Regions from separate parts of the Homo sapiens genome. Here region 1 is linked to region 2. A link is a loop called in an ENCODE intact Hi-C map of the cell type or tissue named here. Cell type or tissue: Caco-2. All regions are shown on one strand. Links, peaks and the distances in the headings refer to the core of each region. The heading gives the core; the rest is flanking DNA.

The links. A loop is a pair of places that touch in the nucleus more often than their neighbours do. Peaks named below come from ENCODE experiments on the same cell type or tissue, not always from the same donor. Only the 100,000 strongest peaks of a DNase experiment are listed, where the experiment ranks them.
Region 1: it touches region 2 in a loop (5-fold over the local background); 22 of 110 quality-filtered maps call a loop at or near these places.

The regions. Positions count from the first base shown.
Region 1 is chr11:96,270,472-96,275,859 of GRCh38, reverse strand. All of the region lies in intron 1 of MAML2 (mastermind like transcriptional coactivator 2), which reads left to right. Among named protein-coding and RNA genes, the nearest start is that of MIR1260B, 68 kb to the left of the region's middle. In Caco-2, for the core only: no CTCF peak of the experiment used is centred there; a DNase peak (open chromatin) is centred at 3,153; H3K4me3 peaks cover 167 bases.
Region 2 is chr11:96,334,868-96,340,220 of GRCh38, reverse strand. All of the region lies in intron 1 of MAML2 (mastermind like transcriptional coactivator 2), which reads left to right. Among named protein-coding and RNA genes, the nearest start is that of MIR1260B, 3.9 kb to the left of the region's middle. RefSeq lists a silencer at 662-956. In Caco-2, for the core only: no CTCF peak of the experiment used is centred there; a DNase peak (open chromatin) is centred at 4,607.

The sequences.
Region 1 (5,388 bases), core at 205-5,204, 65 kb after region 2:
ATGATATGGCTAATTATAATAGATATAATTAGGTAGGTAAGTTAAAACAGACATAGAGACCAGCTGAAGAGTCTTTATTTTTATTGATTTGTAGGATAAGGAAATATTTTTATATGTGCTATTATTTCTATGGTAGGAATGTTTAACTTAGGGAAAATTAATGGAAAAACAAAGCTTTCTACACTTCTCAAGTGTCCTGCTTCAGGCAGTTTTACCTACAACAGCACTGATGTTGAATTTCACTTTAAGTTGTCACATGGTCTGAGTTGTACAAAAAGAAAGAAAAATTCTGGCCGGGTGTGGTGGCTCATGCCTGTAATCCCAGCACTTTGGGAGGTCAAGGCGGGTGGATCACGAGGTCAGGAGACCAAGACCATCCTGGCTAACACGGCCATCTCTACTAAAAATACAAAAATTAGCTAGGCGTAGTGGCGGGTGCCTATAGTCCCAGCTACTCGGGAGGCTGAGGCAGAAGAATGGTGTGAACTCAGGAGGCAGAGCTTGCAGTGAGCAGAGATCACGCCACTGCACTCCAGCCTGGGTGACAGAGCGAGACTCTGTCTCAAAAAAAAAAAAAAAAAAAAAAAAAATTCCTTAGTGTTTGGATAAAGAAGAAAATGCAAAAGTTAGGATATGTTTAAGAACTCATTCATTAATTATATTTTTAGCCATTATTCTAAAGGGATCTGGGCACAAAGGTTATTCTCTGCAGCATTTTTATTATAGCAGAAAGGGGCAAGTAACCTAAATGTCCACCCATAGGGAATTTATTAAATATATTATGATACATCTATACAATGGAATATTATGCAGCCATTAAAATTGAGATACAATACATATACATTAACATGGAATTAGTGCAACAATAAATTAAGTGAATAAGTAGACTTTAAAATATGTATAAATGAGCCCATTTATGTGAAATTATACATATCTAATATGCACATATATACATTGAGATTCATGACAAGTTCATCAAACTATTTACAGTAGTGATCTCTAGGGTATTAGATTCAGGTGATATTTATTTTCTTCTTAGACCTTTTAGCAATATTTGAATATTTACAAAAAGAATGCATTTTTTTCCAAATTAAACATCTAATCCAGATATAAAAGAGTTAGACATATGAGCTATATAGCTCATGAGCAGCATCTGTTTCAACTTATGTTTTATTTTTCCAATGCAATTCCACATTGCTAGCCTTTTCATTAGTAATAGTTTAATTAATTAATAGGTTTAACTAAACCTATAATTAAACATTAATTAATACCTAATTTAATATTTCTGGTTTTTAAAGTTTTCATAATAGAAATAACTACATAATTCATAAGGAATAAGGACAAATAAAAGAAATACTCTAAAACTTTATAGTTAACAGAGAAACAAAAATACAACAACAGGAAAGCTATAGTAGAGAGAAAGAGACGTGTAAAGATGTCTATAAAGAAAAAGATGAGAAATCCTTTATAAAAGTAGGGGCCAGGTGCGGTGGCTCACGCCTGTATTCCCAGTACTTTGGAAGGCCGAGGTGGGCCGATCACAAGGTCAGGAGATCGAGACCATCCTGGCTAACACGTGAAACCCCGTCTCTACTAAAAATACAAAAAAATTAGCAGGGCGTGGTAGCGGGCTCCTGTGGTCCCAGCTAGCAGAAAGGCTCACGCAGGAAAATGGCGTGAACCCGCGAGGCGGAGCTTGCAGTGAGCCAAGATGGCGCCGCTGCACTCCAGCCTGAGCTACAGAGCGAGACTCCTTCTAAAAAAAAAAAAAAAAAAAAAAAAGGAAAAGGAAAAAGAAAAAGAAACAAGAAAAAGAACTAGGAATAAATGAAAATACCAAGAGAGACTGCAACTAAGAAAGGAGACAGGATAACAGGATGATACTATCTTATAATGAATGGGAATTACATGTTGTAAAAATGTAAAAATAAGGATTTGACCCCTGCAACAATCCAAAGAGTTTAGTAAATGAAAAGTTTTAAATCTCCATTTGATATATGAAAAATGAAGGCCTGGGAAAGGCAAGCATCTTGCCTTATATCACAAATTTGATATGGAGGCTGGCTATCTCCTTACTTGTTATATACCAGGCATCCTACAAATTGTCTTATTTAAATCTCAATAATTTAGGGAGTATCACCCCCATTTTGCAGATGAGAAAACTGAGTCCCACAGTCATAAAATAGCTTGCCCTAAGTCACATAACTACTACATAGACTAAACTGGACTCTAACTTAGGTCCCTTATTCATATTTCCGATGATGTTTGCTTTCTTTTTTCTTTTTAGCACTATGGAGAATAACTTGCAATAGAAAGAAAAAATATGAATAAGATAAACAAGGATAAGGATGAAAGCTACAAAAGAAGAAAAAAAGTTCCAAAATTAACAACCATTTGTTTAAACATATGACAGTAAATTACTTCATTTGCATGAAATTACTATTTTGGGGTAGCCTAATTTTTCCCAGGTCAAATATTGGTGAAGCCCAGTAAATTGTGTTCCTTTTAATCTAATTTGAACTTTAAAAAAAAATACGTTTCAAGAGATAAACTTTTTTTCCAAAAGTCATTTACAACTTTTATGGGGAAATAAGAAAGGCTGTGCAAGACAGACAAGATTATTGCCTTGATTTATAAACAGTACAGAATTCAGATTGTTTTCAATTGCTGTCAGAAGCAGTACCTTACTTTCAATGCAACTTGATGCCAGTTCTGATTGTGACTGTCCTCTTGTTTCCATGGTAACAAACTTTAATGTGATCAGCATTACGTAGGAACTTTTTGCATTGAAACAGGCAAGAAAAAAAAATTCTGATTCTCTGTGCCTGAAACACATATAGTAGGGGCTGAATAAATGTTTATGGAATGAAAAAGTAAAATAGAAATAGTCTCAGCCTTACAACTGCGTGCTAAACAGATGTGGTGCTAAAATTTGCATATGTAAACCTCTTCATGGGACAGAATAACCTTAAGTAAAACAGAAAGGTGTAGGGTGGTTTTTGCTTCACTTTAGACCCAGATTGTAGCACAAAGAGCACTAAGTCGAAGGCTTAAATAGCTTAATTGTACAGCAAGTTAGAAGTTAAAGGGTCAGAGTAATGTTAAGTAAATGAAACTGTTTTGGAGAAAACCTGTAATGCTGCATTCCAGGTCTCCAAAGGCACAGTGCCATTTTTGTGTGTGTTAAATCATTTTAAGGCCAAATACTGGTGTTTGCTGACTTCCAGAACTTCCTTATGTTTCCAGCCTTTGCAAAACAACATAGCCAAGTATATAGTATCTAAATCTGGTGGGCTGCTTCTGAGATTTTCTTGGAAGGTATTTAAATATATGTTGGTTTTTGTTTGTTTGTTTCCCACTCATAATATGTCCTGTTTTCTAAAAACTTTTTAGGTTCAGGCAGTTGACCATTTATGTGAAAAATGTCTGAAAAATTTGACCCTGATAAGGTGGATGCCTCTTGTGAGATCACAGAAGCCCTTAACCTGGAAGAGGCGTGTAAACCAAGAGGTTTCAATATATGTAACAATTGAAATTTAAGCATATTTAAATGTTATCTACTCAAATATTTATTGAGTCCTACTATATGCCAGGCACTGTAGTAGGCACATGTTGAGCAAACAAAAATTCCTGTTCTCATGGGGCTTACATTCTAGCAGAGAAAACACAACACAACACAAGTACAATGCATAGGATGTTGGATGGTGGCACGTGTTGTGGTATAAAATAAGTCAGAGAAAGGAGTCAGTTTTAAATAGGAAGGTTATAGAAGCCTCACTGAGAAGGTGGCATTTGAGCAAGGACCTGAAGGAGGTGTAGGATAGTACCAAGCAGACATCAGGGGAAAGAGCATTCTTAGGCAGGCTGAAGAAAAAGTGCAAACATTCTGAGACAGGAGTATCCCTGGAATGCTCTAGGAATAACAAGGTGGCCCATATGGTCAGAGCAGTAAGCGAAGGAGAGAGAAATGGGAATTGATATCAAAGAAGTAATGCGGTCTTGGAGGCAGGTTGCATACGGCCTTGTAGACCACTGAAAAGATTTCAGCTTTTGTTCTGAATTAGATGGGAAGTGTATTAGTCTGTTTTCATGCTGCTAATAAAGACATACCTGAGGCTGGGTAATTTATAAAGAGGTTTATTTGACTCACAGTTGAGCAGGGCTGAGGAGGCCTCAGGGAACTTACAATCATGGTGGGAGGGGAAGCAAACACATCTTTCTTCACATGGTGGCAGCAAGGAGAAGTGCAGAGCAAAGTGGGGGAAAAGCCCCTTATAAAACCACCAGATCTCATGAGAACTTGCTCACTATCATGAGAACAGCATGGAGGTAACTGCTCCCATGATTCAATTACTTCCCACTGGGTCCCTCCTATGACAAGTGAGGATTATGGGAACTACAATTCAAGATGAGATTTGGGTGGGGCCAAGCCAAACTATATCATTCCAGTCCTGGCCCCTCCCAAATCTCATGTCCTCACACTTCAAAACACAATCACACCCTTCCAACAGTCACCCAAAGTCTTAACTGGTTCCCACTCCTGGTACCAAAATCTGTGTTAGTCAGGGTTCTCTAAAGGGACAGAACTAATAGGATATATGTATACCTGAAGGGGAGTTTATTAGGAGAATTGACTCACAGGATCACAAGATGAAGTCCCACAAATAGGTTGCCTACAAGCTGAGGAGCAAGGAAGCCAGTCCAAGTCCCGAACCTCAAAGGTAAGGAAGCCAACAGTGAAGACTTCAGTCTGTGGCCAAAGGTGTGAGAGCCTCTGGCAAACCACTGGTGTAAGTCCAAGAGTCGAGAAGCTAAAGAATTTGGAGTCTGATGTTCGAGGGCAGGAAGCATCCAGCACAGGAGAAAGATGGAGGCCAGAAGACTCAGCAAGTCTGCTCTTTCCAACGTCTTCTGCCTGCTTTACTCTAGCCACACTGGCAGCTGATTAGATGGTACCTACCCACATTGAGGGTGGGTCTGCCTTTCCCGATCCACTGACTCAAATGTTAATCTCCTTTGGCAACACCCTCACAGACACCCAGGAACAATACTTTTGCATCTTTCAATCCAGTCAAATTAACAGTTAATGTTAACCATTACAGGAAGGTACTGGAGGGTTTTAAGCAGAGAAGTGGCATAATCTGACTTAGGTATTCAATGGATCATTCTCGCTGTTGTGTTTTTAAAAAGACAGGAGGAGGGAAATTTTAAGGAGATTATATAGGAAGCTATTGTATTAATAAGAAATGGTGGCTGGACATGGTGGCTCATGCCTGTAATCCCAGCACTTTTGGAGGCCAAGACAGGCGGATCACGAGGTCAGGAGTTCGAGACCAGCCTGACCAACATGGTGAAACCCCATATCTACTAAAAATACAAAAAAATAAC
Region 2 (5,353 bases), core at 1-5,000:
TCCAAAGGAGCTTGATATTGAGCTCTCGGGAGAGGACATCCTCTGGCCAGACGCTCAGGATGGCTCTTTCTGGCTTCCCTTAATCCCTGGCCTGGGTCCATGGTGACGAAGACCCTGGGAATCTCTGGGGAGTAGGATGGTGCTTTTCTCCCCAGCCATAAGCACATTTACTTGGGCTACCTAGGAATGGGACTCCTTGAGGCCAGCTCCAGATGAAAAATAACTACCAACAGTTAAACTGCACAGGGTTTACAGTTTTACCCTTGAATAGCAGCACTAGCTTGTGGGGTTGTATTAGAGCTTCGAAGCCTAATATCCTTTTTCTACCACCTGCTCTATTCCCGCTTCTCCCTGGAATTCCCTAGGAAAGCAGTGGGAGGTTGTTTTGTGAAAAAAGAGATGTTAGGGTAAAGGAGGGGGGTAAAGAATCGCTCAAATGGAGAGAAGAATGAGGTTTGTATGTATGTGTGTGTCACCAGCATCTGTAGCCAAAAGTATCTAAATGCCTTGATTGTCCCCAGTAAATTTATAATCTGTCTGCAAGTCTCCCAATAATGCGGCTTTGTGTGCTTCACAGTCTCCTGGTAAGTGTTTCTGGGGATGGAACCGCAAGTGAGGCACCCGGCCCAACCCTGAGTGGAGAAGACTGATCTCTGCCCGGGGTGTCAAGGCCGGAGCGGGGCCGTGAAGAGCCACAGTGGGCTTCCCTTGTGGCCTTCACAGCCCAGCCTCTGAAGGAAAGGTGGCATGTTTGCCTCTGGCCTTGTTCTTTGAGCTTCTGCTTTTGTCCAACTTGGCAGTAAGCTGAGACAGCCTTTTTTTTCTAGGGTGTTTCATGATGGGAAATGAAACCAACTTTAGTGGTCGTGGTAACTTTACAGTAGCAATACCCATGCTGGGAGGGAAGTGAGGGAGCGGTGTCTGGCCCTTCCCGACTGAAAGCTTACTGCTGCAGAAGCCATAGCTGGCTGCTGTGCTACCTCTGGCCTAAGAGGGAATCTTTCTCTCTTCTAACCACCAGCCATCTCCTGAGACATTCCCTTAGAGGAGCTCCCTCTCCAGGTGTAGTGATGATGCAGAGAGGCACAGTTTAAGTTAGGAGGGTAAGGGATAGTATATTTCTAGTAGTTGCTTTTCACTGAGAATATGTGGCATTGCACGGGTTGTTGGAAATTCCCTCTCCATTTTAGCTGCTAAATTTGGCCCGTTGTTACTCAGCACGGTACTCAGAGATGGTGATGCAAGTGCTGTATTAACCTGATAACATTGTGTCCAAAGGGAGGCCTGGGCATTTTGAAGTGATTCACCAAGCCCATTACATTGGCAGGTCTCACTTTACTCGGGCTCCTCTTATTTTTCAGATATGCTATTAATTTTAAAAGGGCCTTTGTTCAGGGTGAGTGTCAGAATTTTTTCTTAATTTTATTGCTACTGTGTCCATAACCAGATTTATGTGACTTAGGTGTGTTGAATGTATAACTTTAATAGTTAATTCGTATGCCATAAGTGGCCATAAATGTCCTTTGGAGAAAGGGAGAGAATATTGATCATCTAAAATCAAAGATGTGCTGTGTCCTCAGATGAAAGCTTTGTATCCTGCATACCTTCTAGTACAATGCCTTGAAGACAGTGGGTAATATTTGTTGAATGAAGGTGAAAGGACAACTTCTGTTTGGTGGGATAATGTTGACTTTCATGGGTATTATACAGCAAGGAATATATAATGTCTGAATCCTTTCAATAGCCTTAAGTTTCAAGAACAATGCAAGAATAACCTCCAAGCCAGTTTTAATTCTGTCCACATTGACAGCCTAATTCTACAGCCCTTACTCAGCCAGTTTCTTCATTTAGCTCAAGTACAAGTTCAGGGGAAGCCCCGCTGCTGCAGAGTCTGCAGGAACAGGGCCTTTCAGAGGGCCCGGATTATAGGGCTTTGAGCAGATCTGCATTTCTAACCACTTGGAGCAGACTTTAGGCACTAACTCATTTTCTGGTGAAGTATGTTTGAATCTTTGAATGAACTGTGAAACTGAATAATTGCTGGTCCATGGAACAGTAAGGTTTAGAGCTTCTGTGGTACATTATTAATCTTTCCCTTTTGCCTGAGACAAGCTCTTTTTCTGTTGCATAGATTGTGTTGCTAGGATCACTAGATAAGTGGTTCCATGTCATCTCTGGCTTCAGAGATTATCTTTTCTCTAATGTCATGTGGAGGAAAGAAAGTAGATCAGACAAGGAGCCTACATCCCTTGGTTTTGTGCCTGCTGGATCACCATCTGGGTTACCTAGGACAAGTCACTTAGCAGTCATCTGTGGAACAGAGAGGACAATCATGCTGCCCCAGCTTGTTGAGAGAAGCAAATGAGCGTGTTTTTCTGAACAAGCTTTAGGAAAAATTAAGCACTGCCAAAATGCAATACTAGTGTTAGTAGTAATAAACTTCTAAACAATGAATGATAATACTGGTTCTTCTAGGAGTTAAATGTATACTCAGCTTTCAGTTGTCGGTTTTAAATGATGAAATAGCACTTATTGTAAATAGAGGGATTGGCATTTCAAATTTACTGCTGTCAAGATAAGACTGACGTATCCGTATACTTAAGTGTTCCTGAAGGTCCCAGGAAATCCTAGTGCAATGCTATGAAAGTCTTTGGAGTCTTTGAATGCATCTACTTTACAGGCCTCTGCATGGACCTGGGAAGCTTTGGAAAGATGTGTCCCCCAGAACATCTAAGGCATATTAGAAAAGTTGTTTACACAAATGCATGGGAGAGTTAAATATTTTGTCAACAATTGTCTAAAATGTTAATTGTTAGCTTAAGAAAGTCAAACAAGTTAAATCATTGCCAGAGTACCCTGGTTATTTTTAACTGATAATAATCAAGTTTCCAATTGACAATTAAAAAGTTGAGAGCTGTAAGTGGGAGGCCAGATCTGGGTATCTATGGCTGTCTACATGATAAATGTCCTCCTAGGACAGTGATAGGAGTGTTTATATTATTTATATATGCAGCCATCATTTCCTTAAAAACTGACCTATTTTCGTTCTGTTTTCTAGAACAAAGTAAAAAAAAAGGAGAATTCTTATCTATCTAGGACCTTCCTACCACTTATTTCAAGTAAATATAATTATAAGATCTCACAAAGGCAAAAGGGTTCAAGTGGAGAGAGGAGTTAGTATAATACTTTACAAAAAATTGATAAAAACCTTTCTTTGACATCAAGGTGATGTTATCATGTAAACCAAGATATCTTGCTTGTTTAGGACAATGTTTGTTTATAGAAGGCATCTGCTTTCTTTGAAATAATATTGGTAGGTGATGTTCATCAAATGTTTCTAAATCGTAATGTTTAATCACTTATGGCTTCTGTATTGTAAACATTTTTAAATACCAATATGTTTAAATATGGGCTTTCAGATGTTCTTAGACATACCAATTTAAATATGACTAAAAGAGTGGCCATAATTAGCTGTTTTTGTTTTTTTGTTGTTGTTTGTGTTTGTGTTTAGCACTGTTATTTAATCTAAGAAAGCCTGAAAGGGAATCTGAAAACAGTCATCCAGTTCTGCTATCCATGGCAGCTAAGCCTTTCTGAATGGATTCTACTGCTTTCTTGTTCTTTAATCCAGACCCTTATATATGTTTATGTTCACAGGCAGGGCAATGTTTAGTGAAAACAATTCTAAATTTTTTATTTTGCATTTTCATGCTAATTTCCGTCACACTCCAGCAGGCTTCCTGGGAGAATAAGGAGAAATACAGCTAAAGACATTGTCCCTGCTTACTTACAGCCTAATGGTATGCAAAACCACTTCAATAAAGTAACAGGAAAAGTACTAACCAGGTAGAATGGACCAAAACTGATATAGAAAAATCAGAGGAAGAGAGGAACAAATATTTACTGAGTCCTAGAATGTACAAGGCTTTTTAATTACATATTTTATGTAAGGCCTGCAAAAAACAGGTGAGTAATCAACATTTGTCCCATTTTACATATAAGGAAACTGAAGCTTAAATTGAATAATTTAATGCATAGATTTTATAGTTAGACCATGTTCAGGTCCCTATGTTATACTTACTAGCTGTATGAATATGAGAAAATAATTTTGTTATTTTCTTGGCATCAGTATTTTCATCTGCAAAATAAAGCTAAAGTTATTTAGCAAAACAGTCAGCATAGTGCCTGATACATAGTAGGTGCTCAAAACATGAGTACCACTAGTAGTTGGTAGTAGAGAGATTCAAATATAGGCCAGGGATAGCTATATGAGAACATGGGTCACCAGCAGGGCCTGAGAAGAGGGAGAAAATACGGAAATGTGGGATTGGGGTCGCTGAGTGCAGGCATGTAAGTTAAGTGTTTGGGGAACAGAGCAGTGCTTGACTGAGTGTGGCTGGACGTGAGTACTGAGGGGGACAAATGAGATTGATCCACATCCTGGAGGGCCTGGAGATCCGGTAAGAGCAAATCAGAAGCCCTGGAAAATGGTAGAGCAAGGACGGCTCCAAGGAATCAACAGCTATGATGCAATAATAATCCTTCATATACTTGAAGACAAGTATTACATTTCCCCTCCAGCAGCCTCTTCTCACAGCGCATTGCCTAAGTGCTCTGTACTACCCATCTTCAAGTCCCTTGAGCTGCTTAATGCCTTGCTATTTACACATTCTCCCATTCATGGTGAGTTATATACTGCATGACATGCCCTTTGACACTAAAAGGACATAGTTTTAAAGCACACTAGCTAGATGCAGAAGAGGAAGTAAAAGAAGCAGACCAAGCTATACCTCGCTTCTTAGGTTCACTGGGCCTTCCAGTGCAAACAAGAAATGCCCTGTTGGTAAAAGTGTTTATACTCTCTTGATGTGTAAATCAGTCTTCCCAACAAATGAGTTTGCCTGTATACTAATGTGGAAAAGGTATTCTCATTATTAAAAAAATCATGAACAAAAATTCGTGAGAAAAGCATTATTTTAGATGGTCTTTGAGATGTACTTATTTCCTTGCTTGTAATACAGATGTGTTACAAATTTTTTACTTGCCTTAAGGTCCAGTTGGATACCAGTTTCCCCCATTTAGTTCTTGTTTACAAGGGAAAAGTAAGGGACCCTAAGGAAAGATGGCAAAGGAGAAAAGCCAACATCTCCCTCCTCCCTGATTCATGGCATGATGCTTGGATGCTGACGGTAGTGAATGGGCTATTGACTAGCTTCAACCTTGGCCTACACATTTGTGAGAAACAGAGGTAAAAGAGCAAAAGCTATTCCACTTCCCTATAGAGGACATGAAGAGAGAAGTTCACATATTCTCCACAGGTTGAGGACAACTAGAGAGCTGGACCCTACCATAG